Regions from separate parts of the Homo sapiens genome. Here region 1 is linked to region 2. A link is a loop called in an ENCODE intact Hi-C map of the cell type or tissue named here. Cell type or tissue: mammary epithelial cell. All regions are shown on one strand. Each heading gives the region's core, and the rest is flanking DNA. Links, peaks and the distances in the headings are about the cores only. Region 1 has its middle 64 kb from the start of LINC01791. Region 2 overlaps LOC124900621 (a long non-coding RNA gene).

Region 1 (16,568 bases), core at 3,849-11,848, 120 kb before region 2:
CACTTTAGTCTGACAGAACAGTACTCTGTCTCCAAAAAATAAGAATAAAAATAAAGTGTAAATGAAAAAAAAATCCTGTCAATTTAGATTTCTATATCCAGCAAAAATAGCTTCTGAAAGTGAGAATGAAATCAAGATAATTTCAGACAAAGAAAGTTAGGAAGTTTATTACTAGGATTCTTGCAAAAAAGAAATAGTGAATAGTATCATTCAGGCTGAAAGAAATAACAGCAAATGAAAATTTAGAATCTGTGTAAAAAATAAAGGGCATCAGAAATTGGAAATGAGTCTGTAAATATAAAAGCCTCCCTTTTATTCTCATAATTTATTTAAATTACTCATAATAAAACTAATTACTTATCACATAAATAATAACACTGTAGAGTGACCTTTAACATATATAGATAAGTAAAAAATAGGATAGCAATTGTAGGAAGGATATAAGGAGGTAAAAAAATCATATCCTGGGAAAAATATTTATTGTAAAACAGGAAGTATAAAGTATCAGAAGGGAAGTGTGAAATGTGAAGAGGTATAATATTGACTATAAATAGACTGATAATTTAAAAAACACATTTTAGTAGCCCTACATCAAGCACACAAAAATTAAGTACAAAAAAGAGAAGATGTATTAGATATCTAAAATATTTATCAAAGAATACAGGAAATAAGCAATAGAAATAATTTTATAAAACATGCTAGGGAAGTGGAAATCAAATTATAAGATGAACTTAAACCTCAACTCATCAAATAATAAAATGCAGATATACTAAGCATCCCAATGAAAATAGAGATTTTTGACTAGGAAAAAAAGTGAGATCCAACTCGATGCTATCTGTAGGAGACACATTTTAAAAATAAATAACAAGACATTGACTGTAAAAGATGGATAAAACATGCAATGCAAACAATAAGAGTAAGAAAGCTGGCGTGGCTATATGGGTATTAGAGAAGGTGGATTTCAAGACAAAGAGTAAGAGATAAATACGGGCATTAGACAATGATTAAAGGAACAATTCACTAGCAAGGTAGAACAATTTTAAATATGTATACCGTTTATCATAGGGCATCAAAATTCATAGCCGGGCACAATGGCTCACGCCTGTAATCCCAGCAATTTGGGAGGCCAAGGTAGGCAGATCACTCGAGGTCAGGAGTTCAAGACCAGCCTGGCCAACATGGTGAAACCCCATGTCTACTAAAAATGCAAAAATTAGCCAGGTGTAGTGGTGAGTGCCTGTAATCCCAGCTACTCAGGAGGCAGAGGCAAGAGAATCGCTTGAACCTGGGAGGTGGAGGTTGCAGTGAACCAAGATTGTGCCATTGCTCTGCAGTCCGGGTGACAGAGCAAGAGTCTGTCTCAAAAAAAAAAAAAAAAAATTCACGAAGGAAACATTAACAGAAATAAAGGGAAAAATGGACAAAGCCACAATGATAGAAAAATTTTAACATTTCTCTTTTGGTAATTAATAAAAATATACAAACCATAGATGAAGATGTCAAAGATTAATATAACAATATCCACAATTTTTATATAATTGACATTATAGAACTACCACAAACACCTGCAGAATATGTATTATTTTCAAATGCACATGGAATGGTCACCAAAATAGCTAATATTCTAGTCATAAAATAAATATCAGCAAAATTAATAACATTGCAGTCAGATAGAGTTGTTTTCTGACCACATGGCGTTAAATTAGAAATCAATATAAATGACATATCTAGAAAATCTCTAAACATTTTGGAATAAAACAAGCTTTTTCAATAACTCAGAAGCCAGTGAAAATTACAAGATAAATTTAAAATATTTGAAGCAAATGAAGATGAAAATTTAACATTTCAAACTTTGTTGGGTGCAGTGTACAGCTAAAGCAATACTTCGAAAAGAATGTATAGCTTGCAATATCTATTTTAGAAAAGAAAAAGGTTTAATACCAATTATTGATGTTTCTATTTTATAGACAGAAAAAGAAAATAAGCTCAAAGCAAAGAGAGGACAGAATTAATATAAATAAGAACAAACATCAATGAATGGTAAACATTCACATGGGGAAAATTAACAAAGCCGTAAGTTGGTTCTTTGAAAACAAACTTAATAAAATTAGTAAATCTCTAGGAAGACAAATTAATGAAAAAATAAAGAAAACAAATAAACAGTATTAGAGGTGCAAGTGGGGATATTAATACATATCCTGTAGAATGTTAATACATATTTAGAAGAATTTAAAATATATGCATATTTTAAAGAATAATAAGAAGCAATAATAATAGTAAGAAATAATGAGGAATATTATCATAAGGACATATTGCAATCAACTTCAGCCTGATAAGTTTAACAGTTTAGGTGAAAGAGACAAATTACTTTAAAACTAGTGTATTCCAAAACTGAATCAAGGGGCAATAAAAAATTGAACAGTCTCCAATGTATTGAAAGAATTGCCTTTTCACTCTGTTGATTGTTTTTTGTTTGTTTGTTTTTTCTTAGACGGAGTTTCGCTCTGTCTCCCAGTCTGGAGTGCAGTGGCATGATCTCTGTGCACTGCAGCCTCTGCTCCCGGGTTCAAGCGATTCTCCTGCCTCAGCCTCCCAAGTAGCTGGGATTAGAGGCATGTGCCACCTCGCCCGGCTAATATTTGTATTTTTAGTAGAGACGGGGTTTCACCGTGTTGGCCAGGCTGGTCTCAAACTCCTGAGCTCAGGTGATCCTCCCACCTTGGCCTCCCAAAGTGCTGGGATTACAGGCCTGAGCCACCACGCCCAGCCTGTTGATTGTTTCTTTTGCTGTACAAAAGCTTTTTGCTTGACTCAATTCTACCTATTACTTGCCCTTCATTCCCTGTGCTTTTGGTGTCATAGCCAAGAACTTATTGCCCAGATCAATGACAAGAAGGTTTTTCCCTATGTTTTCTTCCAGGAGTTTCATAGTTTCAGGTCTTACAGTTGAGTCTTTAATTCATTTTTAGTTTATTTTTGTGTATGGTGTGAGATAAGGGTCCGATTTCATTACAGCAAAGGAAAAAAATAAACAGAGTGAAAGGACACTCCTAAGGGAATGGAAGAAAATATTTGCAAACTGTATATCTGATAAAAGATTAATATCCAAAATTTTAAAAGAACTCGAACAATTTAACAATAAAGACCAAATACCTGATTAAAAATGAACTAAGGACCTAAATGGACATGTCTCCAAAGAAGACATACAAAGGGCCAACAGGTGTATGAAAAGGTGCTCAGTGTCTCTAATCATCAGGGAAATGCAAACTAAAACCACAATGAGATATCACCTGACACTTTGTTACAATGGCTGTTGTCAAAAAGACAAAAGATGACAAATGTTGATGAGGATATGGAGAAAAAGTAACTTTTGTACACCGTTGGTGTGAATGTAAATGGTACAGCCATTGTGGAAAACAGTGCAGAGTTTCCTCAAAAAACTAAAAATAACTAGAAACTAAAATAGACCTGTCGCATGACCTAGCTGTCTCACTTCTGGATATAGATCCAAAGGAAATGAAATCAGTATCTTGAAGAGATATCTGCACCCCCATGTAGCATTATTCACAATAGCCAAGATATGAAATCATCCTAAGCATACATACGTTGACACATGAATGAATAACAAATACGTGGCTGGGCACGGTAGCTCTCACCTGTAATTCCAGCCCTTTGGGAAGCTGAGGTGGGTGGATCACTGGAGACCAGCCTGGCCAACATGGTGAAACCCCTTTGCAACTAAATATACAAAAAATTAGCCAGGTGTGTTGGTGCATTCCTGTAATCCCAGATACTTTGGAGGCTGAGGCATGCATGAGAATTGTTCAAACCCAGGAGGCCGTGGTTGCAGTGAGTAGAGATCGTGCCACTGCACTCCAGCCTGGGCGACAGAGTGAGATTCTGTCTCAAATTAAAAAAAAAAAAAAAAAAAAAAAAGAAGAAGAGGAGAAGAAAGAAAGAAAGAAGAAAGAAATAGAAAGAAATAGAAAGAAAGAAAGAAAGAGGAAAGAAAGAAAGAGGAAAGAAAGAAAGAAAGAAAAAAGAAAGAAAAAAGAGAAGGAAAGAAAATGTGATACACACACACACACACACATACACACATTGGAGGAAGTTCTATCATTTGTGACAACATGGATGAACCTGGAGCACATTATGTTAAGTGATATAAGTCAGGTAGAGACAGACAGGCAGATACTGCATGATCTCACTTATATGTGGAACCTAAAACAGTTGAACTCGTAGGAACAGAGAGTAGAATGGTGCCTATCAGGGGTTGGGGTTGGGGGGAAATGGGGAAATGTTGGTCACAGCCCACAAAGGCTCAGTTATTTGGGATACATAAGTCCTGGAGAGCTAATGTACAGCATGGTGACAATAGTAGATTAATCTGTATCATACACTTGAAATTTGCTAAGAGAATTAATCTTAGGTGTTTTCACCACACATGAAAAATATTTTATTGTGCGAGGTGAAGGGTATGTTAATTAGTTTGGTTGTGGGGATCATTTCATGATATATACATAGCTCAAAACATCACATTGTATACTTTAAATATATGTAATTTTTATTTGTAACGTATACCACAGTAAAGCTGGAAAAACATAAAATAATTGAATTTATCATAAAAAAACTTCCCATACAAGAAATTCGGTGTTGTGATGAGTTCACCAATGAATGCTATCACAGATTTACAAAAGAAATAACATCAATATTACACAGACTTTTTCCAAAAATATAGGCGTGACTGCTTCCTAACATATGTTATTAGGCTAGCACAATCCTGATATCAAAAGCCGACAATGCAGTTGGAAGGAAAGGAAATTACAGGTCAATATCTCTTATGAACACACAAAGCAAAATCCTCAACAAAATATTAGCAAACTGAATTCAGCACTATATGAAGACTGCATCTCAGTATTGCAAAGATGTTCCAACATGGAAAAATTAAATCAAAGCAATTTCACATATTATAGAATAAAGTAGAAAAATCATATAATAATCCCAGTAGATAGATGCAGCAAAAGAGTTTGATGAAATCCAAAACTTGTTCATGATGAAAAACACGCAGCAAATTGCAAATAGAAGGAAACCTTCTCAACCTGATCGTGGGCATCTATGAAAATCATACAGCAACCATCATTGTTAATGGTTAAAGCCAGAATGCTTTCCCCCTAAGACTGGGAATAAGACAAAGATGTTCAGTCTCCTTACTTCCCATAAATACTGTACTGGATGTCCTAGCCAATGCCATAAGGCAAAATAAATAAACAAACGAATTTAAAAAGGAGAGAAATATTTAAAAAAGAAGAAATAAAAATGTATTAACAAATGTTATCATTATCCGTATAGAAAATCCTAAGGATTTTATGAAAAAAACTACTAGAGCTAAAAATGAATTTAGCAACGTCACAGAATACAAGATGAATATATGAAGTTAATTATTATGAACAACAAGTATTTAGAAAATAAAATTTCAAAATGAGAAGGGAGTTAATTTGATGAAAGCTGTGCAAGATTTCTACATGGAAAGCTATAAAACATTTTTGAAAGAAATTAAGGAAGAGCTAAATTAACTGAAAGACATGTCCTGTTAGTGGATGGGAAGACTAGATAGTGTTAAGATGTTCTTTGTACCCAAACTGACTTATAGATTCAACAAAATTCCAAACAAAATCTCAGCAGGCTTTTTTTTTTTTTTTTGGTAGGAATTAACAAAGTTACCCTAAACTGATCTGAAAATGCAAGAGACCTAACATAGCTGAAACAATCTTTAAAAAGAACGAAATTGGAGGACTCACACTTCCTGATTTCTATGGTGCTACAAGAACTAGGTGTCTGTGTAGAAAAAAAATGAACCTCAATCCTTTGCTCACGTTGTTTTGAAGAATTAATTTGAAATGAGTCGTAGGTTCGGAGCATAATGCCTTCAACTGTAGAACTTCTAGGAGGTAGCATAGCAGAAAAACTGCAATTTAGGGGTAGACAAATATTTCTAGGAACACAAAAAGCACTAACTAAAGAAGAAAAATGACCAGTTGTACATCATCAAATTAAAATTGCTTGCCCTGCCGAAGACATTGACAAGAAAAAGACATAACAAACCACAGACTGGGAGACAGTATTTGCAATGCACATATCTGGCAAAGACTAGTATCCAGAGTCTACAAAGTTCTCTTACAACTGAATAATAGAAGGCAAACAACTAATAAATAAGAGAAGTTCTGAATAGGCATTTCACAAAAGAAGATACACAATTGGCCAATGAGTGAATGAAATGATGCTCAGTGCCATTAGTTATTGGGAAAATGCAGATTAAAATGGAATACCACTTTATATCTAAATGACTTAAATTATGACTAAACTGACTAAAAGACTAAAATTAAACAGACTGACAAGACCAAGCATTGTTAAGGATGTTGAGCAACTGGAACTTTCATATATTACTGGGGAGGGGAGGGAGTGTAAAATGGCAAAATCACTTTTGAAAACTGTCTGGCGGCTTTATGGAAAGTTAAGCATACACTCACCAAATGACTCAGCAACTCCATTCCTCTGTTTTTACCCAAGAGAAATGAAAACATATGTCCATAAAGAGACTGGTCCAGGAATGTTCCTAGCAGCTTTATTCATAATAGTTTTAAGTCTGGAAAGAACTCAAATGTCCACCAACTGGAAATGAATCAACAACTATAATACATTTAGACCACGGAATACTACTCAGCCATAAAAAGGAACAAATGCTGGATACGTGCATGGATGAATCTCACTCACAGGCGTGCTAAGTGAAAGAAACAGGACAGGAAACAAATGCATTCTGTATGATTCAATTTATATTAAGTTCCAATTATATTAAAACAGAAAAAAATACATATCTGTAGAGATAGAAATGAGGCCAGCGGTTAACTGGAGCAGGGGGTAGGATGGAGGTCACTGACTTTAAGAGGCAAGAGGATGATTTCTGGAAAGATGGAAACATTCTATGTCTTGCTCAGGGTGGTGGTTGCATGAGTGTGTACTTTGTTCAAATGCCATTGACCTGTACATTTAAAATGTGTGTATTTTGCTATTTTAAACTAAACCTGCACAATGTTGATTTTTAAAATAAGTCATTTAAAATAAACATTTGAATTTCAGGATTGCCTTGGAAAGCCACATGTGGGAATACTGGGCAAGTAATCCTACTTAACCACAGCCAGGTGGAGCTGAGCTACAGCCACCCTGTTCAGATTGGAGCAGCCTCTCACAAGGCTCTCACACACCCTCCCTTTTCGTTCATTTATACTATTTGTCAGATCACTGCTTGTTGGCCTCTGCTCTTTAAAAAGCGTTCATTTATTCATTGACTTTTTTTTCAGCCAGCAATTACTCATCAAACATGTCCTCGATTCTCTGGACTGGCGATTTCTTCTACTTGGGAGCAATCCGCTCTTCATTTGAGCAGCAGGGATGGAGAGAACCCACCACATTCTTGGAGAAGGCTGTGGCATCTTACAGACGCTCCCCCAGGGTTAGCTGGCTCTAGCTCAGGGGCAGGAGGCAACCTGCTTTGGCTCCCTTGGAATAAGGGAGATAAACCAAGAAGGAGGTGAAATTTCCCTTTATTCTGACCATCCCTGATTCTTAGGCCTTTTCCCCAAGACCAGCTCTAGGGCAGAGGAGCCTGTGACTGAGAGCATTACAGATACCCAATCAGGGCATATAAATCAGGGTCTGGAATTAAAGAAAAGTGGGATTTTTATAAAATGGATCATCATTGTATGGCTTTGGTGATATAAATCAGTCAGGTGTAGCTAAAGTGTGAAGTGAATGCCCTTAAATCAAAACATTTTCCTTAGGAATTCCTAGGCACGACTTGTGAAGCTGCTATAGGATCCGTAAGCTCCGGTTGGAGTTATGTAAATCCATTTCCTCCCCTATAAAGCAGCTGAATGTTTTAACTAAATCTAATTCTTAAAATAATGATTTCTGAATCAAAACTTTGCTGGGAAGATTTACAGGCAAGTTTTATAAATCAGAGGCAAGATATATAACTCAGATAGTGAGAAGTGCAGATTTATAAATCCAACTTGTAAATCAGGAGAAAAAACATCATGTTTTACACTAAATAATATTTTTACAAATGGCACCTCATACATCATGCAACTGCCACAAATCTTTCACAGTGGAGTCAGGCTACATAATACGAGGCTGAATCACAAAGGAAATTGAGGCCTGGGTGGTGAAGTCGGGATCGGGGCATGTGGGTTTGGAAAAATGCTCCTGTAAGCACCTAATCAATGTAGATCAGCCAGGGGCTTTGGCATCAGACTCAGGTATGTTTGTAATTCCGCTCGGCCTCCTGAGAGCTGAAAGTGTGGGAGAATCACATCATCGTGCCACCATCCTGGTCTCAGTTTTCTTTCTCTATGAATCCCAGGCAATAATCCTTTTGCCAATGGATTGTTGTGAGCTTTAAATGAGATGCTATCTGTATAGCACTTAGCTTGGGGTCTGGAAAATACCAAGTGCTTAATAAATGTCAGTTTTCTATTAATATATTATCATCTGCATTATTATTGTGATCATCCTCATTATTATTATTTTTAGTCCATATCACTTTTCCATCCCATGACTCATAAAACAAGCAGTGATGGGGGCCAGCGGCGGTGGCTCATGCCTGTAATCCCAGCACTTTGGGAGGCCGAGGCTGGAGGATCACGAGGTCAGGAGATGGAGACCATCCTGGCTAACAAGGTGAAACCCCGTCTCTACTAAAAATACAAAAAAAAATTAGCCGCGCGTGGTGGCAGGAGCCTGTAGACCCAGCTACTTGGGAGGCTGAGGCAGGAGAATGGCATGAACCCGGGAGGCGGAGCTTGCAGTGAGCCGAGATTGGGCCACTGCACTCCAGCCTGGGCAACAGAGCAAGACTCCGTCTCAAAAAAAAAAAAAAAAAAAAAAAAAGCAGTGATGGGAAGCAGGGGTAGTGATGGGGCTGCTGACTCCAGGACCGTGGCCCTGAGAGGTGGGTTGTCTTCTCCTAGCTCAGCTGCATTTAGGTCTGACCACTTTCCCCAGCAATTCCCCAGTTTTTGGCTGTAAGAATTTCCCCGAAAAAGCTTCCTGAAGACCATTTTTTGATACCTGACTTCTCTGCAGGATTTAAATAAAAGTTAATGTTTTTAAGAATCTTGTTACAAAAAGTAATACATTTTTATTGCAGAATATTTGAGGAATAATGAAAATCACCAACACTTTTGCCGCCCAGAGATAATCACTGATAACTTTTTGGTTATCCTCTTAAAGTCTTTTTCTATGCATATATTTACATACATACATTTTTTAAAAACAAAAAAATGAAATGTACAGATGGGTTTGCAACTTTTTTCCCCATTTAACTATATATTGTGAACCTTTTCTGAAGTCACTACATAATTCTCAGTATGATTTTTTTATGACCTTGGATTATAATGCACCATACTTTATTTAAGCAGCTGCATATTTTCAGACGTTTATTTTGTTTTTAATTTTTTGCTTTTATAAACAACCTTCCAGGGAACATTTTTAAATAAATTTCTGCAGTTATTTATGATTATTTTCTGAGGATAAATTCCTAGAAGAGGAATTGCTGGGTAAATGAACTACACATATTTTAAAGAATTTTGCCAAGTTACCCTCTAGAACAATTGTATCACTTTAGGATCATCCTAGCAATCTGTGGGTGCCCATTTTCCCAGGCTCTACATAATCTTTTCTTTTTTAGAAAATGTCAGTGTAATAGCTGAAAAATCGTGTTTCACTATTGTTTCAGTTTGCACATCTTTGACAGCTTGCAAAGTTAAACATTTTTCATATTTTTGCTGTTAGTACTTCCTTTGTGAATTTTCTAATCATGTCTTTTGTCCACATTGACATTTCAGAGACTTAAGAATGTAAACCCTTTGTTACATACATTGCAAGTTTCTTTTTCCAGTTTCCTATTTGCTCTTAGATATAGTTATGGCAGAATATTTGAATTTACATGTGATCAATTTCATCAAGATTCTACTTTATGGTAATACACTACCTAAAAGATTTTCCCATTACAAGATCAGATAAACATGCACCTATATTTCCTTCTAGTTCATTTGTATATGTATTTTTAAATTTATAATCCGCTTGACATTTATTTTAGGATGTGGTGTGAAGCAGTGATGAATCAATTTATCTTTAGTGTTTCGCAGTTGTCCCCGCATCATTTCCCCCAGAGACTTGAAAAAGCTCTCCTATTATGGAATAGATTCTTAATGTTCTTTCTACCTGCCCATCCTTGGTCCAATAACATTCTATTTTAATTGTCGTAGTTTTAGAATCTATCTTAATGTCCTTGCAAATGTTTCTAATCTTTCTGTTTGGTCAAACTTTACTTGATTATTTTATTCATTTATTCTTCCAGACAACATTTAGAATCATTTTGTCAGGTTTCAAAGAAAACTTTATTAAAATTTGGATTGGAATTATAATAGACTTATACACAAATTGAGGCAATGGCCCCCTTACAATGTTTAGTCTTCTCTTTCAGGAACATGCATGCACCCCTCTAATTTTACCCTTCTCATATCTTCTTCTATAAAACTCCCTTCTAAAACCACTGGGTCAGGACAGCATCCCAGTCAGGTAGGACTAATATTACTGGACTCAGTTTCAATCAAATTTGGAACCCACAGGTCTGTTTTGAGGAAGGAGGAGATGGAGAGAGGTTAGGATCTAAGATTAGAGTGGCGAGGTAGTGCATGCCCCTCCTTTGAGAACACTCACTTCCAGGAAGGTTCTGTAGGAAACTTCAAATACCAGGGTCTACAAATGACCCTGCAGTCACTGACCCATGTACAATCCTTCTGTGCAGGCTCTGCTTAACATCCTGGCAGCATTGGTAGAGATTTTTATTTAAAATCTGAACACCACTCTCTGCAATCTGTCCATGGGAAGGTGCTAGTAACCTTCAGTGTTCAAATATCCCAGCTCAAGGAAGAAAGTTTGACCCTAAGCTTCTGATTGAAACACAATAAAGCAAATAATGATTGAAAAATAAGACACATATTCTTGGGAACCATGCTAATATTGTCTCTAATAATTTTTTTTTTTTTTTTTTTAGACAGGGTTTCACTCTGTCACTCAGGCTGGAGTACAGTGGTGTGATCTCAACTCACCATAACCTCTGCCTCCGGGGCTCATGTGATCCTCCCCCCTCAGCCTCTGGAGTAGCTGGGACTGCAGGCACACACCACCATGCCTAGCTAAATTTTGTAATTTTTGTAGACATAGGGTTTCACTATGTTGCCCAAGCTGGTCTTGAACTCCTGGGCTCAAGCAATCTGCCCACCTTGACCTCCAGAAGTGCTGGGATTACAGGTGTGAGCCACCACACCCAGCCTGAAATAGAATTTGTATTGGTGAATTCAGGAATTACAAGAGCTTCAATAATGTCTTGAAGCTCTTAACTTAACTTGGCAATGCTCCCTCTACTCTCCTTGCAGCTCCCCAGTGAAGCATGGCCTTGTGCACCATAAGCAGATTTGAAGTTTAAGAAGATGACTCTAGATGTTCCACGGAGAATGTTAGGAGTGAGAATGGCCATGGGAAGACCCACTGGGAGGCTGTTGAGTTGCCCAGGTAAGATGATGGTTTTATGGACTTGTTGGGGGTCCGTGTGGATGGAGGGAAGGAACCAGAGTTTACACATATGTTGGTCATAAAAATAAACCAATAAGATTTCATGATGGCGCTAGAGAAGGGAAGATGTCCAAGATGATTCCAAGGTTTCTGGCAGAAGAAACTGGATGGTTGCTGAGATTTGAAAGGTGGAGTAGGAATAGATTTGGGGACAGCAGGGATAGGACTGCCTGGAGCTGAGTTCAAGGCATGCTTGTGTAGATCCTGGATGTCTTGTCATTAAGTGAGAGAAACCTACCTCCAACTTTACTGAGTGAAAAAGAAGAGTTTTGGGGTACGCAATATAAAGCCCACAGGTGGAACAGATTTTCAGCCCCTGGTGTTCAACATTGGCATTAGGGATCTCTCTCTTCTTCCCTCCCATCCTCTCTTTCTTCCCCCTTCTGTTGCTGTAAGCTGTGCTTTCACTGTGCTGCCTTTCTCTTCTAGCAGGCTCTCCCTAAGTTTGGTGGCAGAGTTGGCCCAGTCTCTTCAGGCTTCTATTCTATTCTACCAGCATAGCAATTCCAGTGAGAAAATAGGGTTTTTTTCCTCCTCAAATTGTGTCAGCAAAATTTGTTGGGTGTGAATGGTCTTGACCCACTTTTGACTCAGTAACTCTCTTTATACCAATCTGATTCTGGGTAGATCTGTCATATGACCAGACAATTTTGAAAAGGTATTTGGGCTAGGCGTGGTGGCTCATTCCTGTAATCCCAGCACTCTGGGAGGCTGAGACGGGTGGGTGGCTTGAGGTCAGGGGTTCGAGACCAGCCTGGGCAACATAGTGAAACCCCATATCTACTAAAAATACAAAAAGTTATCCAGGCATGGTGGCACAGGCCTGTAGTCCCAGCTACTTGAGAGGCTGAGGCACAAGAATCGCTTGAACCTGGAAGGCTGAGGTTGCAGTAAGCCGAGATGGCACCACTGCACTCCAGCCTGGATGACAAAGAGAAATTCCATCTCAAAAAAAAAAAAAAAAAAAGAAAGAAAGAAAGAAAGAGAAGAAAAAGAAAAAAGAAAAAGTATCTGCAAGGGATAGTTCTCTAAAAGCAAAAAATGAAAATAAGGAAATAAACAGATTGGACAGACAAATCACAGATGCCTATATCTGCTAATATATGTGACCTTAAAATTTATTGTCTAAGATGTTTTTGAGTCTGAAAGGGGTGCTGTGACTACTTATGCCAGGACACCACATGTAAATAGAGACTTCCCAGAGCAAATGAAGACATATGGTCACCTTATGTCTTGAACACAGGGTGTTCAAGTAGAGATGTTGACTTGTGGTTGGTGCTCAGATGGAAGGCAAGAATGGAATATAGGATTTAGAGCGGTTAGCAGGGAAGTTCTGATGGAATGGTGTATTAGTCCATTTTCACGCTGCTGATAAAGACATACCTGAGACTGGGTAATCTACAAACAAAAAGTTGTTTAATGGATTCACAGTTCCATGTGGCTGGGGAGGCCTCACAATCATGGCAAAAGGCAAAAGGCACACCTTACATAGTGGCAGGCAAAGAGAAAATGAGAACCAAGCAAAAGAGGAAACCCCTTATGAAACAATCAGATCTTGTGAGACTTGTTCACTACCATGAGAACAGTGTGGGGGAAACCACCCTTATGATTCAGTTATCTCCTACTGGTTCCCTCCCACAACACGTGGGAATTATAGGAGCTACAATTCAAGATGAGATTTGGGTGGGGACACAGAAACCATATCAAATGGTATGGGAAGAAGTGGAATTGAAGGAGTCGAAAGAGTGGGTTGAAGATTGAAAGGAGGTGAGGAATTGGGGACAGCATCATATGGACACATTGCTTTTTTTTTTTTTTTAAGATGGAGTCTTGCTCTGTTGCCCAGGGTGAAGTGCAGTGGCATGAGGTTGGCTCACTGCAACCTCCATCTCCCGATTCCAGTGATTCTCCTGCCTCAGCTTCCCAAGTAGCTGGGATTACAGGTGCCCATTAACACACCCTGCTCATTTTTGTATTTTTAGTAAAGGCAGGGTTTCACCATGTTAGCCAGGATGGTCTCAAACCCCTGTCCTCAAGCAATCCACCTACCTTGGCTTCCCAAAGTGCTGGGGTTACGGGCATGAGCCACCGTGCCCAGCTGACACACCGCTTTTAAGCCAGATTGGGAAGGGTAAGGAGATAAGGCAACAGCAGGAGGAAAATGAGTGAGAGCAAAGGAAATGAATTTTAAGACTGGGAGACTAGTGGAAACTGTAAGCAAAGGAATAGATATCTGTTGATGGAAACTGTCAGAAGGCAGGAGGGAAAAGGCCCCTCAGGAAGGAGAAGGGCGAACTTCACCTTTGTAACTGAAGGAAGGTGGGGGAGGATGGGGAGGTGCAGATGGGCCGATAGATTCTGTCATGCAAGAAAGAGATGCTCCTGTTCCTATACGATGGCTTCTCATTTTTCCATAAAGTGCAGGACAAGGCTGTATGCCAAGATTGGGGTTTGAGGCCATAAGATGCGTTGAACATGTTGCTGTGGTAAAAGGGTTGGTGAACGAAATGCACCAAGACTGTTGGGCAATGTGACAGGCTGAGATGTGTGTGGCAATGTGAGCCAGCTATGGATTGCAGCGTCTCTGCCAAGGCTGGGGGAAATATATTCAGCTTATCCCCCTAGGCTTGTTTGCAGACCACTCCTTTCATTCCCTGGGACTTCAAAGAGATTGTCACATCTCCACCGTCTGAGGCTGACTCTGGGGCCAGGCTTCCTATAATGCCATTCGGGATGCTCAAATGATCATGCTCTATGGGCACCTGAAGTAACATGGCCTCACTTCTAAATGAATGGCAGCATTTGCATGAAGGAAAAACATTTTTAATGCCCCCTTTTCTGATTTAGGAGGTTGCTGAAGTCAGGGTGCAGTAGAATTTGCCATAATTCACAGGTCTGGCCTCCTCTTCTCCAGAGGCCTCCAGCCAGCACATTGCAGTGTTCAGAAGCTGCTCTTGGGTGCTCAGGGGGAACAGGGGCCCTGGGGCTTCTAGGCCGTACATAAAAGCTGAAGCCTTTGTGTGTTCATCCTGGCTGGTAATTTGCCATTTAAGAAATTCACATTGGACTTTATCACCTCCAGCTCTTGAGCACAATGTCTTTTCTTGATAGAAAGCTGGTGAATCAAATAAAGTTTTTAAATGAAAATATTATAAAAGAAAATTTTGGTGGATTCCCCTTGTTTTATTGTTTTTAATTTTTTCTAGCACCAACATAAAAGGATTTCTCTTTGGTACACAAACTACTTACTGGGGCTGCTGAATAGCAATGATATGATTTAATATCTAGAGTGTCCTCAAGCCCTAAGGCTAGAGTATTAGAATTGGAGGTAGCATTGACCCACCACGTCTGGCTTCTGTGAGGTCCTGTGCCATCCACATAGGTCTGCATGATTAATACTTAAGAGATTATGTCCTGGGAGACATGTATGGAGACATCATTGGAGTGGTTGTCTTCACAGCAAACGTCACTTGAAACTTCCTTTTCCCCCTTCAGAATACCAACGTGATTATGCATTGAGCTGTTGCTATTTACAGATATCTTAGCACAGAGAGCATTACACAGCCAATGACACAGAATTACAACCATCTAGACATATGGTTTGGATAAACAAAGCACAAAGCACAAATTAACCATGGTTGACTATAACTCCCGCTCTCTACTCCCTAGGGAGGGACTTTAGTGAAACTCCCAGTTGGAGAAAGCAATACATATCAGAAAGTAGAGTGCATACAGCATGGTTTAGACAAATGGTAAACCTTATTTAATGCTTTTCATGGTGCCAGAACACAATGGCACCAACCTGTCTAGCAAAAGTTATATCTCCGTGCCAGTTTCCTGTAAATAGTAACTGTACTCCTACCGGATTCCATGCCTGTGTGCTCCAAGGCCAAAGAATGCCTTTCATTTTTCATCACCTTGCTTCTACTTCCTGTGTCCAAAGGCCTGGTTGCCGAGTGCATCTGGATGTTAGAGCTGCAAGGAGTTGGACGCAAGTAGCCTCCTCTGAGTAAACACCCTTCAACTTCCACTGTGGTCCTTCCCCTCACTGAGTGGCCCATGCTAGTCTATAGGGAAGAACCCCCATCACCCCCACCCCCGCTCCAGCTAGGACAGTCAAGGCCTGAGCTCATCCAACCCCACGGGTGCCATTAGGAGTGGGAGGATTCTATTTGCTGGCAGTCAGCATTCCCCCCACTTTCCATATTTTATCTTCCATGAAAAATTCTTCCAGGACAGGAAACTTTCTGTGTGAGGTCCTTGGCCCCATCATTGACACACGAACCTTATAAACTTTGTTTGACAATAAAGAGTATAATATTTGCTTTTCATAATACATGTGCATCGCTTTCCAAAGGAGAGAGCAAAATAAATAAATAACTGGAGTGAAAGGCTTCTACTTGGCTTGAACACTTGTACTGGAGTTTTTCAAAAGGAAAAAAAATCCACAGAACACTTAGCTAAATATATACCTACTTTTTTTTTCTTGTCTTTGGTGACTTTTCAGATGTACATAATGTATTTAGTTCTCCCTCTCTCTGTCACACACACACACACACACACACACACACACACACACGTTATAAGAACTAAAATTAGAGTCCATCATTCACAGACCTACCTGGGAGAAGGTATACACATGAGGCCCCACAAATACAGAGGGCTCTACAGTGTCAGATAAGCCTTAAAGACTTAATATTTTATGAGTTGGTAAACCTTTGATTCTTATTATTTTATTAGCTGACCCTAATATTTTAAGTGTACACCAAAAACAAATTCTGCTCCATGAGATGAGCAGAGGAAAAATCTACAGGCTCAGATGTCCAAGAGAAACAGGGCTTCCATCAGTGTGACAGGGACATGGAATCTCTAATGCC
Region 2 (16,568 bases), core at 4,357-12,356:
CCAGCATGGGTCAGCCATGGCTTCCTCAGCACAGTACTTTGTGCTTCTGGGAACGCCTCTCACCACCCACCATCTACCTGCTTCCCAAGGAGCAGCCATGTTTGTCCACATGACACAATCCCTGGCCACAGTTTATTGGCTCAGCAAAGGACCCACAATCAAGCTGAGCCAATCATGTGCTTTCTTGAGAACCTTAAACGTGAAACTGAGTGAAAGAGGCCATTATTTTCTTTTTAAGTTGCACTGTAGTTATTGAAGCTTAGGGGGTGCTGGCAACTTGTTTTGTTTTAACCACAAAGAAAAATTAAATGGCAACAACAGGGAGTAGGGCTGAGAAGCAAACATTCAGAGTTAAAAAGGAATAAGAGACAGAGGCCACTGGTGGTGTTGGAATGTCTGGCCTCTGTTGTTCTTGAAGCCCAGCTGCATTCTGGCGAATGTGTTCCTTGAGCCACCCCAACATCCCGGTAGTAACAGCCCTCCTTTCTTACCCTCCTCTGAGTTGCAGCCAAAAGATCTCTGGTCCCTCAGAAATCCCAACAGCCTCTCCATCTTATGTTAAGCTGGAGTTTGCTGCTGTCCTCGTCTCCTGCTCATGGACATCTGGAGAATGTCAGAACCAGAGGAAAGAATGACAGTCACTGGATGCCAGATTCTTCATCAATGCTGCAAGATGTCTCTGGCCTCACTTAGCATAGCGACAGAGCCTTAAGTGAACCCATGCTTCCTGGATCCCCACTTAGCCTTGTCCTTCCTGCTAGTGGGTGAGCGAGAGAGAGGGGCCCCCTGGCTAAGAGACTTGGCAGGGGTGATGACAAGATGCTCAGCAGGATAGAGCCATCAGACTGTGGCTGTCATCGGGAAAGACAGAGACGTTTCTGCTTACAACTTTGAGGCTTCCAAACTTTTCCTGGTACGAGAGAGTGTTTCTTCCACCTTAAACTACATGATGGAAAGATATGTGAGAATAGAAAAAAAAAAGCGTGTGTTGCTATGGAACTGCAAATCCCTGATAGAAGTCTTCCTCTGAACCACATCCTGCATCGACGAGACCACCCAGCTAGTCTTAGAGCAAGATGGAGTGGCCCTCTCAAATGCTATCATTTGCTGTTACCTACATTCCTCCAGGCCCTATGTAGCAGCCCCTATCATAGCCATCACCCTCAGGATTTGAATCAATTCCCCAGTTAGCACACTAGGGGAAAACAAAGGCCTCATTTGAAGTCTCTCCTGACTGTATTCCTTAGGAAGCTGTCCCACAATGCCTCGGTGAGGGCTGGCAGGCGAGCTGACTAGCCCCTGCCGGACAACTGTCAGGTTGGTTGAAGGATATTAGAGGGAAGTTGATCATGTGTCAACGCTTCTCAGCGCCCACTCACATCAGGGAAGTGATACAGCTGTCACTGTGGCCGACGAGGCGGCTGGCAGAACAGGCCACGTTCACCAACCCAGCTGTCCAATTAGATGCAAGGGCCTGACCCTCAGGTGTGCGGGAGGCAGGGAAGAAGTGCTGAGGAGGACACCACTACCAGCGGTCTCTGAGGCTCCTGGGCTGCCTCCCTGGCTGCCTGTGTCCCACTGAACAGATCAGGGATGCAGGGACATTCAGTCCAGTGATGCTGGCTCCTTCATTCTAACCTTCTCCCATCTGCATTTCTTTATCCTGTTTCCTCCCTTCCTCTCTCCTTTCGTTTCTTCCATCCTCCTTTCTCCCTTCCTGTCTCTTGGGGTGGGTTATGTGATGAGAATATAAAGAAAAGTTCCCAGAACTCCTCTGGGGAGACAGTAGGAAATATGTGAGATTTGATTAGACATTGAAAGAAAAGCCAAACTGTGGCAGAGAACTCTTTAGTGCTTTGTTCTCAGTGCTTTTAAGAATGCTAGTGTGGTGTTTGATTAAAGAACATAATCAATTTGGAAACAATGCTCAGTGTGATAACATGGGGGAGTGTTGTTGAAAACACTGCTCTTTCTTTTTTATCCAATTTTCCATTAGATTTTATTTTATTTATTTATTTTCTATTTAACTTTTTTTTTTAAGTTCAAGGGTACAAGTGCAGGTTTGTTACATAGGTAAATCGTGTCATGGGGGTTTGTTGTACATCTTATTCCATCACCTAGATTATTTTATTTATTTATTTATTTATTTAGAGACAGAGTCTAGCTCTGTGGCCCAGGCTGAAGTGCAGTGGCACCATCTTGGCTCACTGCAACCTCTAGCTCCCGGGTTCAAGCAATTCTCCTGCCTCAACCTCATAAGTAGCTGGGATTACAGGCATGTGCCACCACATCCAGCTAATTTTTGTATTTTTAGTAGAGATGGAGTCTCACTGTTTTGGCCAGGCTGGTCATGAACTCCTGACCTCAGGTGATCTGCCTGCCCTGGCCTCCCAAAGTGCTGGGATTACAGGTGTGAGCCACCTCACCCGGCCCCGTCACCCAGATTATTCAGTCTAGTACCCACTAGTTATTTTTTCTGATCCTCTCCCTCCTCCCACCCTCCATCCTCTGATAGGCTTCAGTGTGTGTTGTTCCCCTCTATGTGTCCATATGTTCTCATCACTTAGCTTCTTCTTATAAGTGAGAACATGTGGTATTTGGTTTTCTGTTCCTGTGTTACTTAGCTAAGGATAATGGCCTCCAGTTCCATCCATATTCCTGCAAAGGATGTGATCTTCTCTTTTATGGCTACATAGTATTCCACGGCATATAAGCACCATATTTTCTTTATCCAGTCTTCCATTGATTGACACTTAGGTTGATTCCGTTTCTTTGCTGTCGTGAAAAGTGCTGCAGTGTACATTTGTGTGCATGTGTCTTTATAACAGAATGATTTATATTCTTTGGGGTATATACCCAGCAATGGGATTGCTGGATCAAATGATAGTTGGTTTTAGGTCTTTGAGGAATCACAACAGTGCTTTCCACAATAGTTTAATTAATTTACACCCCACCAACAGTGTGTAAATGTTCCTGTTTCCCCACAGCCTCTCCAGCATCTGTTATTTTTGACTTTTTAATAATAGCCATTCTTACTGATGTGAGGTGGTATCTCATTGTGGTTTTGATTTGCAATTCTCTAATGATTAGTGATGCTTAGCTTTTTTTTTTTTTTCATATGATTGCTGGCCACATGTATGTCTTCTTTTGAAAAGTGTCTGTTCATGTCCCTTGCCTGCTTTTTAATAAGGTTGAAAACACAGCCCTTCTGTTGTGGCCTTTCTCTTAAAAAAAAAAAATAAATAAATACATAAATAACTAGGCCAGTGCCTGTCATTGCAGGACTTTGGGAGGCTGAGGTGGAAGGATTGCTTGAGGCCAGGAGTTCAAGACCAGCAACATAGCCAGACCCTGGTATCTTTCCCTAATGTATGCAGCCAGTACTTGGTAGAGACTGTCTCCACGAAAATTTAAAAAAAAAATTAAAATTACCCAGCCATGGTGGTTCATGCCTGTGGTCTCAGCAAGTCATGTGGCTGAGGTAGAAAGATCTCTTGAGCCCAAGAGGTAGAGGCTACATTGAGCCATGATCACACAACTACACTCCAGCCTGGGCAACAGAGTCAGAACTTATCTCAAAATAAAATAAAAATTAATAAAATAGAAATAAATTTTAAAAATAAATCAAGGCATCATAAGTCAGCTGTGTCTTTGTGTATTCTGGGGAAGCAACAGCATGTCCTTAGGAGGCGAGCTCATAATGGGGACTGTGGTTTCAGGTCTTACCTCTACCCTGCCTTGTTCTCTAAGTCCAGGACAAGGATCCAGTGTGTGCTTAAAAGGCCCTGGAGTATTCTTCTTTCTCTTTGTTGAGAGGTGTACTGACATAGGCATGAGCACACCCATCATTTGCATTAGGCTTTGAGTGTACTGAAGACCTCCTCACCCCTTAGTCCCTTTGCTTTTCTCTGGAACCCTATAGGGTGGTTGCCATCCCTCCCATTTTGTAGGAAAGAGAACAAAGTACCGATGGTGTTGCTATCTTTCCCAACTGTATGCAGCCAGTACTTGGTAGAGACTGGATTCACTCAGAGTTCTTTATTCCAAGGTTCCTGGTTTGATACAGGAAAAATTTCAATATATTGAACAAGACTTTAAAGAAGAGCTCTACATTTTGGGAGGCCAAGGCGGGGGGATCACCTGAGGTCGGGAGATCGAGACCATCCTTGCTAATAGGGTGAAACCCGATCTCTACTAAAAATACACAAAATTATCCGGGCCTGGTGGCACATGCCTGTAATCCCCAGCTATTTGGGAGCCCGAGGCAGGAGAATCAGTTGAACCGGGAGGTGGAGGTTGCAGTGAGTCGAGATGGCACCATTGCACTCCAGCCTTGGCAACAAGAGCGAAACTCCATGTCAAAAAAAAAAAAAAAAGAAAGAAAAAAAACCCTCTAATTCCCACTCATTTATTTGATTTTTCTCTTTTCCAACTCTGTGTCCACCCCTAATCTGCTGTGTGACTGGAAGGAGCTGAAGCCCCCAAAGTAATTGCTTCTACAAAACTCTTTCCAAGAAGTTCCCCTGGGCCCTGAGTTAGGGGGTGGGGTTTCCTAAGGTGTAATCCTTTTAATGAGATTTTAAAGTCCTTATATTCCTTAAAGAGGTTTTCCTAAGCTATAGTCCCTATCGATCCTTATACTGGGATCTTGCTGCAGGTTTTCTGGACAGGAAAGTCTATCACTTTGGGAAACTAAATCTTCACTGTATCTCTGGACTGTGCATGTCCACTTGCAGTTGTGCCCAGGTTATTCTTGGGGTGCGGCAGTAACTAAGCAAAGCTTTCTGCATGAACGTGGTTCCTGGTGTCAGAATCAGAAGAGTTTATGTTGCAAATATACCACTTAGTTGGATTTCTAGTTTGTGTTTTCCTTTTCTTTTCTTTCTTTCTTCTTCTTTTTTTTTTTTTCTTTTTGAGACAAGGTCTTGCTCTGTTGCCCAAGCTGGAGTGCAGTGGTACAATCATGGCTCACTGCAGCCTGACCTCCCCAGCTCAAGTGATTCTCCTGCCTCAGCCTCCTGAGTAGCTAAAACCACAGGCATGTATGACCATGTCTGGCTAACTATATTTATTTATTCATTTATTTTCTGTAGAGACAGTGTCTGGCTATGTTGTCCAGGCTGATCTTGAACTCTTGGCCTCAAGCCATCCTCCCACCTTGGCCTCCCAGAGTGCTGAGGTTTTAGGCATGAGCCTCTGTGCCTGGCTGGATTTCCATAGACAGAGCATCATCCATTAGATAATGACCAGTCCTCCAGCCCATGATTTCCTCTTGTACACACCCCTCTCCAGCCACTCAGGGTCACTCATTCTCCCCTTGTTCATTTCTCACCCCAAGACTTTGCTCCTGGGGGTCTGTTTTCCTGGAGGGCCCTTCCCCTAAGCTATTATCCCTGTTATCCCCTGCTCCCCATCTTCCACCCAGCCAAAAGTATCCTCTTTCCTCCAAACTCCTATAACCCTTAGTTTACACTTTCTTTTCGGTAATTGTTACTTTTGCCCTAAGGCCACCACTATCCACATGAGGGGATGAATCCTGTCCTGGGCTGGTGAATTACAGGTGAATTACAACCACTTTTAGATTCACATGTTACCTAGAGCTACTTATTAGTAATCCATTAGGAAGGTTCTTGGGTTAATGTAATGAAGAATTCATAAATAAAAATTAAGAATATACTAGAGTATGTGGAGAACTCTTCTACCAAGTCTGGATGGCAGCAGGGCAGAGTTTCTGGTGCACCTGGCCCCATACAGAGTATAGGACTTTCTGGAAGGTCATTCTATGACTGGTCTCTTGAGTAGATCGTGATATTTCAAAGCTGCCGATCTTGCTTTTACAATTTACAAATTACATTAAACTTTGCATCCTTACCAGTTTGCTGCAGTTTGTTCCTCAACCCTACAATGTAGACAGGAACACATTTTTGGCTAAAAGTATTATCGACCTCTAAATTAAAATTTGTTATTTAAGTTGAAGACCTGTTTGCATTGTGATTTCCGTATGAATCATCTTTGCTCCTAATGCTAAAACCAATTTATACTTTATCCCCAAACTGTTGTGCTTGTATAGCCATACTTCATGGGTGATGGTCTGTCAGTGAATTTGTTCTCTTTAAATGGCTTGCAACATATTATCAAGGTAAATGCAATAAAATTGCTGGGCTAGTGTTTACTTTATGAGGCATTGTTTTATAAAATAAAACCAAATGTGTATATGCTTATCTTCATCTCTCATAGAGTAAATAATACACAGTTTATGTGTGTTACTAGCAACTGGCTGATTTTGTTATTCTCCATTTGTTATCACCAGATCTCTCACCACAGAAGAATGGGAATGGGAGGGTGAATGTGTGCCTGAGTCTAGATGGGTAACGGTCAGAAACATTTGAGAAATGTGCCTTCCATCATTGGACAGCTGATCTTCCTGTTTTACAGTGACCTCCTGCCCCCTTAGTGAGGTGTCTGCTGGAGCCATCTCCCCATCCCATCCACCATTCCAGAGCCAGATCTGTTTGCAGATCTCAACCTCATGATTCCTGTGAGCTGAATGAATGAGCCCCGTGTCCAGGGACCACCCACAGTGTTACAAGCCAAGCCATAAAAATAGTCATAAATGTAGCTAGAATTTATCTAGCACCTTTCTTCCTAAGAATTTCCAGAAATGCTTTCACTTTTTTATCTCACTTAACCTTACTGACCTCTACCTGGGGTCTCCAGGAGTTGGTGGAATTTGTACCTTTAAAAAGTCCTCCCCTTCCCCCTTCCCCCTTCCACTCCATTTGAGAGCCATTTAGGACAGGACAGGCTCCCTACCAGCGACAGCCTGGTACCCACCCTAGTCAGGACCAAACTATGCATTCCCCAAGAGAAATACAAGGAAAAATCCAGAGTGTGAATGCAAAAAAAAGAAGAAATGAAAGAAAGAAAATAAGAAGAAATTCTGTCTTGCAAGCAGGCTCTTTTGGAAGAAAAATGTACACACACACACAAAAAAAATCCCTGGGCATTAAGAATGCCTAATTGTCTTAATTTACTTGCTGTTCTTTTAAACTATGCTAGTTCTGGCCCTGACGCCACTTCTTGATGTCCCGCCTAGACTCTGCATCAAATGTAGCTCACAAACAGGGGGCTTGTATTTTAAAGTGAAGTTTTGAAAAATTAACTGTTCTCCTTTTGCCCTTTCAACTCCCAGATGGAAAATCCCACCCTGATTAGCCAATTGATTTACTCAAAATAAAAACACCACCTTCCACTCTTCTCACCCGCTGTTCTTCTTCCCTCGAGGTTTTCTAACCAGGTGAAGGAGGCCCTTTGCTCCCCAGAAGTTGAAGTCCTTTGGGATGCTTGGGACTGAATCGGGAGAACAAACTGGGCTTCCTGCTAGTAACTGGATCTGTGTCGCTATCTTCCCTCTCTTCCCAAGAGCCATAGCTTTTGTCTGGCAGACACGACTGCTCCGGTGAGCTCCACTGAGCTCCACTGAGCATGCGCAGGTGTGCAGGTGGCTGGTGGCACCCTCAGACCTGAGTGGAACGCCCGATTTGCACCAGCATGTAAGGAGGTAGTTGGGACTGTGAAGGCTGCATATTTGGTGGTGGAGAAGTACTGTGGTCTCCAGTTTTTAGGTGTCCTTCCTATTGATGTCTAGCTTAGGAGGCGTAATGTTCTGGGTTTCACGAGGACCTAGAATCACTGCTCTGACTTAAGGACAACAGGAAGCAAACACAATAGAAATGAACCCTTAGTTTTGGAGGGTGGTGAGGAGAGCCCCGGGAAGGGTCAGAAAACCTGCTCCTTCTCATTGTCTGCTCTCTGTGGACTTGCTCTGTGACCCTTCCTAGTCCTTCCAGATGGTCTGTAATATCTCATATTAGTTTATCTCATCTGGATTTATCTGATCCAACTCCAAGCCCTGAAGGTATTCCCAACCCCAGTTCCATCCTCCAAAGACTGCTTGTCCCAGAAACAGCAGGACAGAAGTCCTCCCCAAGCAGAGAGGGCAAGGGGAACAAAGACCCCGGAAACTCCTTATCTCTTGTACGTTCTCCCCATGTTTCTCCCTACATCCCCCCACTTAATTTTCTTGACAAAACAGCCATTGTGTTTGTTTTAAAAAGTATATACATGCATGCACACATACATATATATGACATGTAACGTTATAATGATGTTTGTTTAAAAAATGATACATATATATATGTAATGTTATATGGATTTTTGGTTTGTTCTGTAAACATCATCATGCACAATTAATACCCACAGCCCAGGGAGTTGTATGAGTGCATCACTGTGTGGTTTCGTGATTTATAAGACATGCGAGCTGATGGCTGTCAGCTGGGAGACGCAGTGACCTGCAGAGAGTACTGGAGCCCTCTTTGCTTCAGCAAAAATGAGAAGTGGGCCATGCCCAGTGCTCACGGCTATAATCCCAGCACTTTGGGAGACCGGGACAGGAAGATGACTTGAGGCCAGGAGTTTGAGACCAGACTGGGCAACTCCCAGATAGGGAGACCCCTGTCTCTACCTAATATATATATTTTGATTAGCTGGGTGTGGTGGTGTGCATGCTTGTAGTCTCAGCTACCTGGGATGCTGAGGTAGGAGGATCGCTTGAGCCCAGGAGTTCAAGGCTGCAGTGAGCTATGATTGCACCGCTGCACTCCAGCCTGGGCAACAGAGCAAGACCCTGTGTCTCCAAAAGAAAGAGAGAGAGAGTGAGAGAGAGAGAGAGAGAGAGGGAGAGAGAGAGAGACATACAATTATCCAATTTGTGCCAAGATAGACTGAGGTGGGTGAGCTTCCCAGAATGAAAATTGAAGGGGGCACCCACTCTCAGCTGCAGCCCTGCATGTGCTGGTCCCTGAGTGCAAAGTCTCTTTGCAATTTGCTCTCCGGGCACCCCATTGCCTCTCTCTAGTCTGTGCCCTGCCCAGAGAGCAGCTCCACACTCTTTCCTCAGTTTGCATGGTGCTCCGTCTGTGGACTCTTGTCTCTCTTCCCCTCACTCTGCTTCTTCAGAGCCCTTGCCTCCACTATTAATATGCACTTCTTTGTGCCTTTATGTGTCTAATGCTTCCATCTTTCCACCGAACTGTGAGTCCCACAAAGCCTGGATCAGGCCTGTTCTGTTCTATACAAATTCACCCCTGTGCTTAGCGTGGAACTTGGCCCCATGCAGACGCTCACAAAATGAATGAATAAGTGATCCTGAGAGAAGAGGAGAAAAGGAGCCGGCTGGCAGGGAGTTCATGGGGGCAGAGCCCAGGTCTAGCAGCTCTGGAGATGTGGGGAGAGGCTGCCTCCCACAGGAGCTCTGGTGTAACCTTACACAAGAAGGGCCAGGATGGGCCACGTCCCGGAACTGTGATAGCAAAGTCAAGACTATGCAAGGACAGGATGGAGAAGATAGGTCACCCCACAGGCTGCTGGGTGGCTCAGGAAACTCAGCACCCCTGGATGGGACCCTGATTCCTTTACCCTTTCCCATGCACACAGCTAGCCTCACTTTTCAGAGCTCAAGACTCTTCCCCAACCCACAAGTCTTTGTAGGTTGGCCAGCCCTTCGGGGAGATGCCCTGCTCTTCAGTGTGGCCCGTCCAGTGTTTAGATGGCCTGCCACACCGGACCCACAAATCAGCCTGCACACCTCTCCCTAACTTGTCTGTATTATGTTCATTTGCTGGGAGGTGATAAATATTAGAATAAAATAAACTAAAGATGGCTGGTGAGGGCTCTGTTAGCTATCTTTATGGTCTCCACTGCAGCTGTATGACAGCTTAGCTTGGGAGCAAGCGGTCTCTTTTCACCAAGTAACTTTAGCCTTGGGAAAGATGAACATCAGCTAACTCCAGAGCTATGATGGTCGGTACCAGTCAGTAAATCAGTCAGATTTTAATTACTGGATGGATGACAGGGTGCAGTGACAGGTTGCAGTCCACAGGAGAGTCTTCCTTCAAAGCCACTTTAAAACCAGAGAGTGCTTCAAGAGGAAAAACCAGATGCAGAGATCAGAGGCCCAGCTCAAGAGGAGGGTGGGTTCCCCTTCCCATCACTTTAACCACTTCCTGCTTGCATGTGGACAGAGAGAGGGGAGCCGGCAGCTGGCCTGGTACAGGGAAATTTCCTTCCTTCCCCCACCTCTTATCTCAAATTTCCCCCTTGCCCTCCTTTTCTTTCAGCCCTGTGATTTTTAATGGGTTCCTACAGCTCTTTGCCTCCGCGGCTGTTTCGTGCCAAGAAAGCCGCGGCAGATTTGTAAAGTGGCAAACCCTGCTAATTAGTTAGATGAAGTTGCCTTTCTGACAGTGGCCCTGGCATCGGAGAAGGTGACATACCTTAGAGTGACTGCACCGGGGAGGCCTCTCCATTGTTCTTCTCATGCTCTTCCCACCCCCCTTATTACCGATGCCCTGATAATCACTCTTCCTCGAAAATCCCACCCCAAAGCTGCTCCCTGCAGGCCTGGCTCCTGGCAGAAAGTCTCCTGCCTGGTAAGGAGCCCCCCACAGACCCTAAGACCTTCTCTAGGAATGCTCTGCCCCCAGCACCAGAGAAGGGAGCTAGGGCAAGGAATTTAGGATACATGCATGCAAGATTTCACCTTGTGTGAGTGGAGCCCGGGGGACGGGACGGGGTGATGGGAATGACTTGCAGTGACTTTGGGGACATTGGGATGTGCTGTTTCAGGATGTCCTTTTGTACTGCCAAATGGGTCTTGGCATCCTGTGGACTGCAAACGACGTGAAGACCAAGACCCTTTCCTGGTGAAAGTGACGGAAATCATCCCTCCTGTAGAAACTGTACCCCAGCCAGGGCAAGGTGATGCTCTATCTCCTCTTCTGCTCCGTTATGGCCCCTGAGAGGTGGCAAGGCCCGTAGAGATCACCTACTATGACTTCCTTACTTTGCCAACAAGAAAATGGGTCCTGGAGAGGGACGCGGACTATCCTGAAGTCACCCAACTGGGTGAGAGAGAGTGATGGGTTTCCTGCTTCCCATCCCACTCAGTCTTGTCCAGTTCTGTATTAATCAGCCATCTGCAATATGGCTCAATTGCAACCCACATCCTCATTGAGGGCTGAGGGTTGTTTGTTACAAAGCTCACAGCAAACGGGCATTTCTCACTGGGCCTGTGGGTCGGATACGGCAACTTTGCTCCAGGCTGCAAGTCAGATTCAGGTCTGCTCCTTTACCTCTCATTCCAAGGCTCAGGCTGAAGGGAACGTGACCACCTTGGGCATGTTCCTTTCCTGGCAGACTGCAGGAGTGATAGAGTGACAGCCAAGTCCCCCAGACACAGGCAAAGCCTGTGGTTCCCTCATGTCCCCCCAACATCCATTGACCAAAGCAGCCACATGCCTAAGTCCAAAGACAAAGAGCCACCTACTCTACTGGGAGAGATGGCAAAGGCACACACCTCACGAAAGCTATGGGTGTAAAATCCCATTACAAGGGCGGGAGAAAGGCTAAGAAACAATAATCCAGTCCATTCCCTACTGCAACCCAGTGAGCTTTCCAGACGGCAAATTGGATGAAATTGCTTCCTTCTCTCCCAGAAACGATAAGCAGTTCCTTATTACTGCCAGGAGAATCTCTAAACTCCTTAGTAGGAAAGCCCGTCACATGGTCCCCACCTTGCCTACCCATAGCCTGAATATCTCCTAGATCATATCTGGTCGATCTTAGAAACTCCCCTAACCAGCCCTCTCTTGACCAACTCAGAGGTAGCCAGAGCCACCATTCCTTCTAGAAGATGCCCTGGATGATGAGGCCCATAGTGTCCTGAGTGCTCAAGGTTGGGGTAGGAGGGGGGGTGCACTGGGTGAGCTGAATATTTCCCAGGAATCAGATGAGTTTATTCCCAAACCTGCTTTAGTTGTAATTGTCATTATGCAATTTAATAAATTGTGCACATTGATCAAATAAGAGGTGAAAAATTAGATTTTTTTTTCCCTATGAAAACTAAGTTGAAGGCTTTGGAAAGACTCCAGAGAGACCGGAGTACTGATAAAAGTTCCTACAAGGGAAGCTATAGTAGTATAGTAGAGTATATGTCTGAGGCAAGAAATCGTGAAGATAAAGATTCTGCACTTAAGTGACTGCACAAACTGTCTCCATTTTGCAGAGCCTGAAACTGGAAGTGGTGGGTGCTACATCCCAATGTGGTTTCTGCAAGAAAGGGGACATAGGATCCATTTGCAAACTCTGACCTGAAGGCTCTGCATCTGAAGATTTGGGGACTCTGCCTTTTTATATCCCTCCGCACAAAGGTGGTCTCCATTTCTGTCCCAGCTCATGGAAGGGAGACCTTCTGGCTGCATTTGCTGTAGAGTTAGTAGGAATGGGGCCCAGTAGATCCTGCCGGTTGCCCTCAAAGTTAATTGCATCAGAGAGGCCCTCCAGGACCCAGGAACTGTCAGAGCCACCCAGATTGTGGCACCTGTGCCCCACATGAAGAGTGTGCTTGGGTTTATCTTTCCAGCTGTGGGTTTGGGTCACCACACTCCATCCCAAACCATCAGCACAGATGGGCTCTTCTCCTCGTGATGCCTGTGCCTGCCCAGACGGCCAGGGCCAGAAATAACCACTGAGCCTTGGGAATGCTGCACTGTGGAGCCCACAGCCCCGTGTGCGAGAATTCAGATGCAGTGAACACATATGCATCTCCTCTTTCGGGAGACGGGCTCCACGTCTACAAGTGAATATCCTCCCAGGGGGGAGCCCTGAAATGCACTTGAACTCTGATTTGTTTTTAGCACTTTACAGTCAGCTTCAAAAAATAATTTTAATATCTAGACTTCTTTTGGGAGAGGGTTGTAATGGAAATACAGTATTTTCCAAAGATTAAACAGAAGCCCACAGTGAACAGAGGCCTCTCCTTGGTCTCTGCACAATTGTAAATATAATTTTTAAAGAAATAAGGTATAATGCAAATGATTATTTATGTCCCGTTTCTCCATTCCAAGTAGAGAAAAACCTAACTAGTGTTTCTGCTTTCCTCATTTCCTAATTCCAAAAGTAATTTAACAAAAACAAACAAGTAAACTGAAGGGAATGGTAAAATAATCGGTAACTCTCGAAAGAGAACAGCAGTTTCTCGGCTTTTAGATTAATTCATTTTGTTCAATGCAGATGTGTTAAATCTATTCATATCCACATATTCGAGATGAGTTATTTTACTACATTGTTGTGCTGTATAAAATGAGTTATTTTGGTGAATTAAATGCTAGGGTGTAATTTTCAAAGGAAACAGAGGTTTGTAAATGCAGCGCAATGCATGTCAGTGTTTCAATGTGATTATTAAATATTACAGGAAATACATCTCATGATCGTTTACCTTTTTCCTTTTGTCTTTTTTTAAATGTGTATACAGGTTGTGGTGCAAATGGATATGGCAGCTACAAAGATGTCAAAGAAAATGCAACTATCGTCATTCATGGAATTGTATCTCCCCTTGAAGGATACACATATTCTATTTTGCTAATCACCATCAAAGAAACTGAAACAACTGAATGCTTGACTCTGATATCTCAGCATCCTTTACAGCAATAGTGCAAGGGGGTGAGGGAGGGAGGCAGTGAAGTCCCATGAAAAAAACCAATTTCCATAGAGTATTCAATTTGCCAAAACGATGGCTCAGAGAAAGCTAAATAAGTTGATTACTGTATCTGGTATGGACTTATGGAGTGTTTCTTGATTTTGGAATGCCTTGCCTAGATTTGAAAATGAGCTCGGAGATTCTAGCCCCAGAAGGAAAATAGGTAGGGACCTTCCTTCCCATTAGCTCAGTGGCCAAAGTCACTGGCCCTGGGAGGCCACTGTTCTGCTCAGCACAGGCATAGCCAGTGAACCCTCCTGAATTCAGCATTCCAGGCCATTACTACCAATCCATCACAATTGGCATGCAAATTGAAATAAATTTTCCCGCCCAGAGTGAGACCAACTCGCCCACTTCATAGTGTAGAAAGCCCTTTTTACCTCCACTCTATAAATTCTTAAAATACCGCTGCTGCCAATAATCTGGGAGTGTCTTTCTGGGTCAGCTGTGGCTTTGGGCAGCAGCATCCTACCTTGCTGGTTGTCACTGATTGTAGCCACTTCCCACAATCATCATGTAAAAGCAAAAACACAAATGGAAAGAAATAAGGAAATGGAGCCCAAACTTTGTCTTGGGGAAGAAAAGCTGGGGTTGGGGGCATTGAGCACTTCTCCTTGGCCATCTCCTCATAGCTTTGCCCCGACATGAGTACAAATTCTGATGAGAATTTAAAACAGAATATGACTGGTGCTGTATCAATGTCTTTTCAAATTTCAGGTCAGAATTTTAAAAATCTAAAAACAAGACATTAAATAATGGAAAAGAAAGCCCTTGATTTTCCCATTTTCTTTTGCATTGGATTGCAGGTTGAAGCCAATGAGAAGGAGGACAGAGTGAGTGCAGAAAGCGGGAGAAAGTTCAGGCAAGAAAGGAGAATGCATAGAGGTGTCTGCTCCAAGCAAAGCCTTCTCTGCACTCCCTCATTGAATAGACAAAACATAAAAAAGACAGCAAAGAAAGAAAGACAGAGGGCTGGGCGCTGTGGCTCATGGTTGTAATCCCAGCACTTTGGGAGGCCGAGGTGGGCAGATCACCTGAGATCAGGAGTTCGAGACCAGCCTGACCAACATGGTGAGACCCCCGTCTCTACTAATAATAAAAAATTAGCTGGACAAGGTGGCAAGTGCCTGTAATTCCAGCTACTAGGGAGGCTGAGGCGGGAGAATCACTCGAACCCATGAAGTGGAGGCTGCAGTGAGCTGAGATTGCGCCATTGCACTCCACCAGCCTGGGCGATGGAGCAAGACTCCGTCTCAAAAAAAAAAAAAAAAAAAAAAGAAAGAAAAGAAAAGAAAAAAAGAAAGTAAGAGATAGCTCAAGAAGAATTTTTGCCAAAAGTAAATAAATAAATAATAAAATAAAATAAAATAAATACAATAATCTCCTTGGTAGAAACGGGGTGTCTGGGACCCACTGCATTGTTGAAGAGCAGAAGCCTCTCCACGCTCAGCTTGTTGCGTTTATTCTTGGGTGAGTTAAACAAGGAGGTGGGAAAGCAGAGCCTGCTTTATGTTGCAGCTCTCTTTTCCCCTCATTGAAGTGGGAGCTTGAGCGATTTGGTGGCTGGATCTGGGAACCTGTCTGCCAAACTCCACCTGCTGAAGGGACTTGCTCCAGCTGTTTCCAAGAGCGCCTCTTCTGCAAAGGTTTATCAGAGAAAAGAGAGCTAATAAAAAAACATGATGAATCAGGAAGCAGAGGCGAGCCGAGGAGCTCACTCTAAGGAGCCTCCCGCCCTTCCTTCTCGGGTGCCAGCCCACCCTAGCTCTGCCCGGGCACCCACCTGGTGTGAGCCTAAGGAGGGTCTAGAAACAGCAGGCTGGGCTCAGAAGCCACCCACTTGAGTCCTTAATGCTGACCTGAGCCTCTGTGGTTTCTCTGAGTAAGTGAGTGCTGGGCAGTCAGAGGAGATTTACTGACACTATAGGAGACCCTGCTTTAGCAGTGCAGGGACTTTGGATGCTGACATTCACCTCACCCAGGGTGAGGATGATGGGTGATGTGACCTTGGAGTTACACCCTCAGTTGTTCTCAGTCCCATGATGGGAATGTCTCACTACATTGCATTACATTTTACAAAATAAAAGACATATTTTTAAAAATACAACGAGGATCATAAAGGCAAGCTAGTACTTCTAATATTCCTCCCGAGATTCAACGGTGTACCCTACACGGGAGGGAAAAATGGCTTGCTCACCCAACTGGGAGGCCACTGTGGGTCTCGAACAAAATACCATCCTAAGGGATTTCCACGCATAACTTTGACATAAATGACTTTCACCTTCGGATATACAGGTATGTTTACATGGGCACAGAAGCACCAGGAGGCTTAGACACTCTGATCCTTGATTTGCTGTAATATAAGAAAGGGGCTTTGTGCTTTAGGCCCCAAGCCTACCCACTGATTCCGTTGCAAATACTTTGTAGGTATCTACTGCAAGTCAGGCTTGTCCTGGATTTTAGGGTCAGGAAGAAAACAAGATAGTCCTGCCCTCAAGATGCTTGTATTTAGCAATGGGCAGATACACAGACATAAAGGAAGATAGAGGTAATAAATAACTTTCCATCACATTATTCCCCAAATCTGGACCTTGCTGTGGGTTTCACTTTAATCATCTCATCTTGCGCTGGATTAATAGCTACACATCTTATTAATACATACCCCACACCTTCTGCAAACCTGTTAATTCCTGGGACCAGAGGGGTCAGAGGCCCAGTCCTGAGTCATGACATTTTACAGCTAGAAGGAAAGGACCAGTGTCTGTACAGCACATTGCAAAATGAGGGTCTGGTTGCTGAGGTACATTCATTCAACAAGTGTGTATTGAACACCTATTTTGTCCTAGCGCTGAACTTGGTCTGGGGATGAACTTGGTCTTGGGATATTGTCCTATCCCTAAGAGGCTCATCACTGGGTATAATGGCTCACACCTGTAATCTCAGCACTTTGGGAGGCTGAGAAGGGAGGATC

The links. Hi-C counts contacts between places; a loop is a spot of excess contacts. Peaks named below come from ENCODE experiments on the same cell type or tissue, not always from the same donor. Only the 100,000 strongest peaks of a DNase experiment are listed, where the experiment ranks them.
Region 1: it touches region 2 in a loop (13-fold over the local background); 2 of 110 quality-filtered maps call a loop at or near these places.

Annotation. Positions count from the first base shown.
Region 1 is chr19:31,223,068-31,239,635 of GRCh38, reverse strand. It overlaps a transcript of TSHZ3 not described here. Among named protein-coding and RNA genes, the nearest start is that of LINC01791, 64 kb to the right of the region's middle. In mammary epithelial cell, for the core only: a CTCF peak has its summit at 7,228; no DNase peak of the experiment used is centred there.
Region 2 is chr19:31,103,272-31,119,839 of GRCh38, reverse strand. LOC124900621 (a long non-coding RNA gene) reads right to left here. Exons shown (of 3, transcript XR_935901.2): 2 at 492-603. Among named protein-coding and RNA genes, the nearest start is that of LINC01791, 56 kb to the left of the region's middle. In mammary epithelial cell, for the core only: a CTCF peak has its summit at 9,303; no DNase peak of the experiment used is centred there.